Linked DNA regions of Homo sapiens: region 1 is linked to region 2. Evidence: read pairs that join two places in POLR2A ChIA-PET (ENCODE). Cell type or tissue: MCF 10A. All regions are shown on one strand. Links, peaks and the distances in the headings refer to the core of each region. The heading gives the core; the rest is flanking DNA. Region 1 overlaps TNS3 (tensin 3). Region 2 has its middle 11 kb from the start of TNS3.

Region 1 (4,380 bases), core at 174-4,173, 270 kb after region 2:
AATCTGTAGATTCACACTCAGGATTGTCCCAGTCATGGCTGTGACACGGGCACAGAAGCAGCATGCCCTGCCTCCTCCTCCCTGCTGCCCATCCCTGTGGGTTTGCTCCGAGTCACTGAGCCCACAGTTCCACGGAGGGAATGGGACCCACCCTTGGGAGTGCCATCCTGGTCACAGTCACCCTTCCTGGGCCTGGCTGCCCCATGCTGGTGCCGCCCCGTGCCGCCTTCCTCTCTGCTTGGGGAGTGACAGGCACGGGAAAGGCCAGTCCATCCGCTTCCGCTGAGCCTGCTCTGTCCGTGGTCAGGCATTTCCGACAGCATCATTTGCAGGAGCTGCTGCTCTGCAACACATAAACAACCAGGGAGGAAATGCCTACTCAGACCTTTGGGAGGAAGGTCCCAGGGATCTTCCTGGCCCATGTGCGGAGCGGTGGCCCTGAGGGTCCCAGGCAAGCCGTGTCCCTCTTGGGGTAGGGCATTGACCTGCCCACTCTTCACAGGTTGATGAGTGTGCCAGGGTCGTGCAGGGGCTGGACCGGCCAATGGCTCGGCTCAGGCTGGGCAGCAAGCTGTGCTGGAAGCACAGGCGTGCACAGGGGCTGTAAGAAAGGAGGCAGCCCAGGAGGAACGGGGACCTGCTCTTCCAGGGAGAGCTTTCTAGGGGAAGGGGTGACACACCAGCATTTGAAGAGGGAGTGGGATTTTGCCAGACACAAGAGACAAGAGAAGCCAGGAGTGAGTGTCTGTTCTGTGCTTCCCCTTGTGAAAACCCTGAGTAATGTACCGTGTCTCTAAGGCCCAGACACATGACAGGCCCCTATGTTCTGCCATGTGGACTGGGTTATAGTCAGATTTCGGGTCACGGGAACAGAGCACTTTGACTTGACTGAGGGAGATGGTGTTCCAAATGCTGAAAAAAATGTGGGGTCACTTGAAAAGGGCTTTGTAGAATGTATAGGAGTTTTTCAGCAGTTGGCTTAGGAGTTTGGCCTTTTAGATGAGAGAAGCATATGAGCAAAGAACATGGAAGAAAGGGGACACAGTGCGTAGAGGCTGCCAACAGCCTACAGTAGGTGCCAGCCAGGCAGAACAGGCTGAGGGATCCAGAATCAGGCTCTAGGACAGGGTTTGGGCAGGATGTTATAGCCCATTGGGGCCCGGAAGAAAACCTGCAGGGTTTGAGCAGTGCAGTGACAGGGTGGGATTTGCATTGGAAGGTCCCCTGGGCTGCCTTGAGGAGTGAAAGGCTTCCAGCCTGGTGGCCAGGCCAGATGAGAGGCAGATGGCCCCATCCAGAGGAAAGGGACATGGGTGTAGGCTCCTGCCGGGGTGGGGGGCAGAGGACTGACTAGGGACATCCTTGTTGTTAGAGACTGTTCAGGCTTCCACTTCCTCTCTGGCTAGTTGCTGGAAGCCTCTCTCTGCTGTGAGTGTGGGGTCCCAGGGGAATGGGGGTTTGATTTTGGAGGGGCAGGTTTGGGGGCATGGTGGGCAGGTCCTGCCGCTTGTGCCTTGGGTGATGGCTGGCCTGAGGCTGAAACTAAGCCTGGTTGGGTTTCAGCAGGGAGGTTGCAAGAAATTAAAGTTGGGGGAGGAAAAAGTGAAAAGAAATGAAAAGGAAGCAAACCGCAGCAGTGAGCAAGGCGGGGCCAGGGCCGTCTGGAGGCACTGACTGGGCAGGCCGCCCGCGACAGCCAGCAGCAGCTCAACAATCCCGGGATTCTTTCCCGGGCCTGAGCTCTCTCGGCCGCCCTCTGAATGGGCCTCTTTGGAGGTGGCCGCCCCGCCCCCTGCACGACTCCCTCGGGACAGGCCGGAACACAGAGCCCTGCCTGGGTGGGTGGGGGACGCCACCGCTGGGACAGGGACTCGGGACTCTGCTCACCACGTAGGGCTGCTGGGGACACAGCCCAAGGAGTTCCCTCTGTCTGGCCCACATCCTCCCAGGCCCTTCCATGGACTGACCAGGGTCCTGGGTGCCAGGTAAGCTGTACATTGGGACTCATTGCTTCTTCCTGCTCAGTCCCTACACGCCTGGTGTCTTCTGTGCTCCTGGCGCCTCTGGCCCGGATCCAGTTGCCCTTGCTGAAACTTGATCTCCTGGGCTCCAGTGGAGGGGGGTGGGGAGGGGTATGAGGTGGGATGCAGAGGTCACTGGGCCAGGAATCCTGGGCAGGACTTGGGAGGAGGGCTGATTGTTCCAAGAGTCCCCTTGTCACTTGATGACAGTTCTCAAGTCGCCAAGGCTTTGGGACAAAACGCCCCAGCCCTTGAGCCTGGAGGGCTAGTCCTTCCAGAAGAAAGTCATGCTTTGTCTTTGCTGAGATTCACTCAGGGCTAACAAAAGCCTGGTTTACAGATGTGCAGCTTTTCTGGAACAGGACTGCTTCCTAGCACAGTGCATTCCTTTACTGAAACTGATAAAGCGAGCCTGCCCCATTCCAGGGCTGTCACCGCCCCCACCCCAGTTCCAGGGCCCTTGAGGGATCCCGGGCAGCGGGCAGCAGGACCTTCAGAGGACCAGAAGGCTGCACTTCTGAGCACCCAGCACAGTTGTTTCTACTAAATGCCGAAAGCAAGCGTTAGGATCAGGCGCTGGGTTCTAAAATGAGATTTACTGTTGTCTCTTCTGTGGTTGAAGCAAGCAAAGAGAGTATTTCTAAACGAGTTCATGTCATTGAAAAAAACAAAAACAAAAACCCATGCATTCACTGAAAGAACCTGCTCAGATTATGTTAACAGAGCTTCTGGACCTAGGGGCTTTGTTTCTTCACTGTCCCTTCCCTCCCAAATGTCTGAACTGGGGCTGGGGCTCTGTGGGACCCTGGGAGAGTCAGCCAGGCACTGGGGGTAGCACGGGCAGGGCTGGCGCCTGGGCCCAGGGTGGGCCTCCTGGGCATCTGCTCCCTCCTCTGCGTGGCTGGCCTGTGATTCTGCTGGCCCTGCAGCCGACACAGCGTGTGTGTGTGTATTCCAGCTGGAAGGATGGGGAAGATTAAGAGGGAGCGAGGGGAAAACCCAGAGCTCTTTATTGTGAAACGAGCACTGCAGCCGCTCTGAGACAAGCCCAAGTGGCTCAAGGTCCAGCTTCTCCTTCCCAGGCTGAAAATCTTGCCCAGTATCCCTTCCAGGATTGATGGATTGCTCTCCAGCTGATGGAAGATGCTATCTTTTCAAAAGTTTCCTGTCCTTTTAATGTATTTTATATACATTAGTAATTTTTCATGAATTCCATATGCGTGTCAGTGTATTAGAGATTGTCTGGTTAGGACGGACATAGTTTTCTGACTTTGGAGGTGAGATTAAAAGAATTTTGGTCCACCTATTTCGAGAGAGGGGTGATTTTCTCCCTTGGCCAACCTGTAGCCATGGTGGCCCGTGGGGAGCCTGGTGCTGTCTTCTGCTGGGGCTTCCTGCACTCTAAGGGGGAACCTCAGTGACAGGGCTCTAAGTTGCTCCCAGAGTACCTGTGCCTTCCTAATCCCCAGGGCAAACCTGTGCAGAAGGTTCCTTGTCCTCCTGTAGGGGCAGAGTAATTGTATTACATTCTGCGTTCTGACTCAGACCCTGCTGGTGGGAGGCAGGGATGTCTTGTGGAAAGAACATAGTTTTCTGAGTCCAACAGATGAGTTGGCTTCCTTTGAATAAGCTTCTTAACCTCACTTTTCAGAATCTGTTTCCTCATCCATAAGATGATTTGCATGTGGAAATGTTTGTATGAGGATTAAATCAGATAACACCTATGTGTGGGTTAGCAGAGTGCCTGGTGTATAGTAGGCACTCAGAGAAAGGGAGCTGTAATTCTGATTTCCATTTTACTTTCTTTATATGAAAAGTTGATATGTGTCATATAAACAGGATTTTACAACAGTCCCAAGAGCTGTGTGATTTAAAAGCTGTTGACATTCAGATTGGCACCTGTACTGATGGCAACATTTCTCCAAAAGCACAGTGAAAGCTCCCGTGGTTGGAGCTGGGATCTGATAATCCGCATGGTTCTAAAAAGGCAGTTTGCAGCCAGGACCATGCATCAACATAGTTCTAACTGCTGCGCACTTTGACCTTCTCTCCTCTACCCTTCTGTTTCCACTTCCCTGTCTTTAAAAAAAATAACATCCAAGGCAATCAAGCTGCCTAGTTGATGTAGGATCAGGACAGGAAGCCTGGTGGGTGTGATGCATGGAAGGTGGTCTTACTGCTGTCAGACACAGGTCTGGGATGGCTCGAAGTCCTGTGGTCTGATGAGAATACCATGCCCATTTTGTTTACATTAGGCTCACCTGAGACAGGTGGCCTCTCCCTCCTATCAGGAGGGACTGTAAACAGAATGAGTTTACAGTAAGAGTCAAGGGACCAGAAGGTCCCCGTCACACAGCAC
Region 2 (4,380 bases), core at 150-4,149:
AAATGATCCTCCTGCCTCAGCCACCCCAGTAGCCAGGACTATAGGTGTGTGCCATCATGCCAAACTCATTTTTTTTTTTTAATTTTTTTGTAGAGACAGGGTCTTGCTATGTTGCCAGGGCTATTCTCTAACTCCTAGCCTCAATCAATTCCTCCCACCTTGAGATCACAGGCATGAGCCACTGCACCTGGATGTGGCTTTTAAATAAGTAGAACCTTTTAGGCCATACGTGGTGGCTCATGTCTATAATTCCAGCACTTTGGGAGGCCAAGACAGGTGGATAGCTTGAGCCCAGGGGTTCAAGACCAGCCTGGGCAAAAATGGCAAAAGTTCATCCCTCCTAAAAACACAAAAAATTAGCTGGGCATGGTAGTGGGCACCTGTAGTCCAAGCTACTCAGGAGGCTGAGGCAGGAGAATTGCTTGAACTCGGAGGTGGAGATTGCAGTGAGCCAAGACTGTGCCACTGCACTCTAGCCTGGGTGACAGAGCAAGAGTCTGTCTCAAAATAAAAAAAAAGAATCTTTTAATCAACCAAACTGGCCAGGCACGGTGGCTCACACCTGTAATCCCAGCACTTTGGGAGGCCGAGGTGGGCGGATCACCTGAAGTCAGTAGTTTGAGACCAGCCTGGCCAACATGGTGAAACCCTGTCTCTACTAAAAATAAAAAAATTAGCCCGGCAAGGTGGCGGGTGCCTGTAATCCCAGCTACTTGGGAGGCTGAGACAGGAGAATCGCTTGATCCCAGGAGGTGGAATTTGCAGTGAGCCGAGATCATGCCCCTGCACTCCAGCCTGGGCAACTAAGAGTGAAACTGTGTCTCAAAAAAAAAAAATTAACAAAACTAAAACATACAGGAACCCCAATATTGGAAAGACGAATCTGTCTTTCCCATATATAAACATGTATGTTCAATTCAAAGTGTTTCTTCTTACACCAAGAAGGGTGAGGGTGCTGGGTCAGACACACACTCTGGTGGCCTGGGGAGGCAGAGAGCTGCAGGCAGCTGCTGTGGTTAATGTACCCCTCGTTTTGTTCCTGGTAGATAAGATGAAGAAAGCCTTGACTCAGGCAACCTGTAAGTTTGTGATTCGTTGTTATCACTTTCTGTGGCTTTCCTTTGCAGAATGAGGATTCTCTGCCTAAAATGAATCCTGAAGCCTGCAAGGCTAGGAAGAAGGTTTTATATTAATTGCTGAGACTATCTAATGGCTTGGATTTCATTTCATTTTATTATTTTGTAGCCACAGGGTTTTGCTCTGTCACACAGGAGTGCAGTGGTGCAATCACGGCTCACTGCAGCCTTGAACTCCTGAGCTCAAGCCATCTTCCTGCCTCAGCCTCCCAAGTAGCTAGGACCACAGGTGCGTGTCACCATGCTGCTAGTTATTTATCTATTCATTTTTGCAAAGATGAGGTTTCACTATGTTACCCAGGCTGGTCTTGAACTCCTGGCCTCAAGCGATCCTCTTGTCTCAGCATCCCCAAGTGGTTTGATCTCCTATCAAAAAATTTGACTTTTTTTGTTTGTTTGTTTGTTTTTGTTTTGTTTTTGAGACGGAGCCTCTCTCTGTTGCCCAGGCTGGAGTGCAGTGGCGCAATCTCGGCTCACTGCAAGCTCTGCCTCCCGGGTTCATGCCATTCTCCTGCCTCAGCCTCCCAAGTAGCTGGGACTACAGGCGCCCACCACCACGCCCGGCTAATTTTTTGTATTTTTAGTAGAGACGGGGTTTCACCATGTTAGCCAGGATGGTCTCGATCTCCTGACCTCGTGATCCACCCGCCTCGGCCTCCCAAAGTGCTGGGATTACAGGCGTGAGCCACTGCGCCCGGCCAAAAAATTTGACTTTTAAGAGTCCCATAGCAGCAGCCAAATGGTTCACAGAAAGCTCAGGTGCCACAGAGGCGCGTGGCCATGACCTGCTATGTTCAAATTCCTTTGCCATCTCCCAGCTTGCTCTCCGGAGCCAAGGGAGGGCAAGGTAAGGCTTCATCTTTTGTCCGTTGTAATGGGCGTTGGGTAGGTGCCTGATGCTGAGAAATTATTTACTGCTTCGCTTGGCTGGGGCTTTTCACTGGGGAGAGGAAGGTGGGACAGAGATAGGGGACCAGTAACTGCTGTGCCTCATCATGCTGGAACTCTGAAGATTTCCAGAGTGGAAGGAAAATAGTGGCATGATTGAATGTTTATTTACTTATTTAGAAATAAAAAGTAATGCTGCTGAAAAAAAAACAACCACCCCAACAGCAGCAATGCAGCAGCCTCTGTGGGCTAGCCCGGCATCAAAAAGACCAGGGCAGAGCTCCAGCTTCCTAATCAATGACACACTTCAAGGGAGTTCAGAGGCAGGCAGAGAGAGGGCGAGGGGACTTTTTTTTTTTTTTTTTTTTTTGAGACGGAGTCTGGCTCTGTCGCCCAGGCTGGGGTGCAGTGGTGCGATCTCGGCTCACTGCAAGCTCCGCCTCCCGGGTTCACGCCATTCTCCTGCCTCAGCCTCCCGAGTAGCTGGGACTACAGGCGCCTGCTATGTCGCCCGGATAATTTTTTTGTATTTTTTAGTAGAGACGGGGTTTCACCGTGGTCTCGATCTCCTGACCTAATGATCTGCCCGCCTTGGCCTCCCAAAGTGCTGGGATTACAGGCGTGAGCCACCGCGCCCGACCGGGACTTTCATCTGGGATCTGCAGAGTGTAAAAGTTGGCAACAGCCACGTTGGAGTGTGGTATGATGCTCTGTTTTATCATCATGTAAAGATGTAAATTCACGGCCGGGCACGGTGGCTCATGCCTGTAATGCCAGCACTTTGGGAGGCTGAGCTGGGTGGATCACCTGAGGTCAGGAGTTTGAGACCAGCCTGTCCAACATGGCGAAACCCTGTCTCTATTAAAAATACAAAAATTAGCCAGGCATGGTGGTGCGCGCCTTAGTCTCAGTTATTCGGGAAGCCGAGAAAGGAGAACTGCTTGAACCTGGGAGGCAGAGGTTGCAGTGAGCTGAGATCACTCCACTGCACTCCAGCCTGGGTCAGAGAGTGAGACTCTGTCTCAAAAAACAAAAACAAAAACAAAAACAAAAAAAAAAAACAACGGTGTAAATTCACAAAATAATCTGAGTCAGCCCTGGGGGGAGCCTGGGTTTTCTCCGGGTGCTATTTGGCAGCCTCTGAGCAAGGTGACTTTGGTCATTCTGGCCAGAAGGCCTTGAGAGCTACTGAGGCAGGTACAAGGGAGTAAAGTGGATCACGTACGTGTGTGGTCCGGCAAGGGCAGAGCTCCTTCCTTGCGCTTTATAATCTGGGCCACCCGTTGGAGAAACTCTTCTGCCCTTTGCATGGAAAGTGGATTTTCAGTGGAGATCCTTCAAAATACCTTCTCTGAAAACCATATTGTCTTGAGTTCAATGCTTCTGGTCGCCTCTCCAATTTTAAGAATATATTTGATTGCCACAGGTTTGCCCCCAAACCCCTCCTGAAGTCCATGTGGGTGAGTCTTGCGGAGCAGGGGCCCAGGCTGGTTAGGGCAGCCAGAGCTGTGATCTCAGAGCACGCAGTGCAGCTGAGGAATTCCGCAGATCAGAACGCTTTCCTTCAAACCCTTGGGAATATGCCCAGCTAAATTCTTGAACTAGTTTAAAAATCTGCAGATTTTTGTTTCCCAATGAAAAACAGTCTTTAACTACAAAAGAGGCTCAGGTTAATAATGCTCCAAGATAGCAAGGCACTCCCCTTAAATATGTACATTTTCCTTTCTCATGCAGTAAGTACAAAACCTGGAGGCTTTTTTTTTGTTTGTTTTTTAGCACATTCCTGGACCCAGCCCTGGAATTTAGAGGATCTGGGCTCAGGAATCTGAATGTTTAACCGCCCCCTCCTCCAATGTGATTTTCATGATCAGTCAGGTTTGGAATAAACACCTCGGGCAGATTTTTTGGCTTCGGGCGGAGCTAGGGAGGAGATGAAGCCAACTTCGGTAGCTTGCTTTGCTGCTGTCTTCTCTTGACAGCCCCTAATTCAGTGGTCATTATGTTTAGGGGATAAGCTGCCCCTGGGGTAGCACTGAGGGTGAGATAGTCATAGTGGCTACATTTGCACGAACTGCTCGACACAGTTCTAAATGGATCATAGAACATGTACTTAGTGTTCACAGCAGCCTGCTAGGATTGGTTCTGGTATCATCTCCATTTTTCACAGAAGAAGAAACTGAGGCACAGTTTCTCTGAGGCACAGAGAAATTAATGAACTTGCCAAAGCCACACAGTAAACACGCGTTCTGGCATTTTATGTTATTTTTATTTATTTACTTTAGAGATAGGGTCTCACTGTGCTGCCCAGGCTGGAGTGTAATGGCATGGTCATGGCTCGCTGCAGTCTCGAACGCCT

Evidence for each region. ChIA-PET counts read pairs that join two places held together with the same protein. Peaks named below come from ENCODE experiments on the same cell type or tissue, not always from the same donor. Only the 100,000 strongest peaks of a DNase experiment are listed, where the experiment ranks them.
Region 1: POLR2A ChIA-PET joins it to region 2 with 5 read pairs; 2 of 35 experiments call an interaction of 5 or more read pairs at or near these places.

Annotation. Positions count from the first base shown.
Region 1 is chr7:47,325,586-47,329,965 of GRCh38, reverse strand. The region is part of intron 20 of TNS3 (tensin 3); the gene reads left to right. Among named protein-coding and RNA genes, the nearest start is that of SNORD151, 140 kb to the left of the region's middle. RefSeq lists an enhancer at 2,800-3,405. In MCF 10A, for the core only: no CTCF peak of the experiment used is centred there; a DNase peak (open chromatin) is centred at 1,695.
Region 2 is chr7:47,591,265-47,595,644 of GRCh38, reverse strand. No RefSeq gene overlaps it. Among named protein-coding and RNA genes, the nearest start is that of TNS3, 11 kb to the right of the region's middle. In MCF 10A, for the core only: no CTCF peak of the experiment used is centred there; no DNase peak of the experiment used is centred there.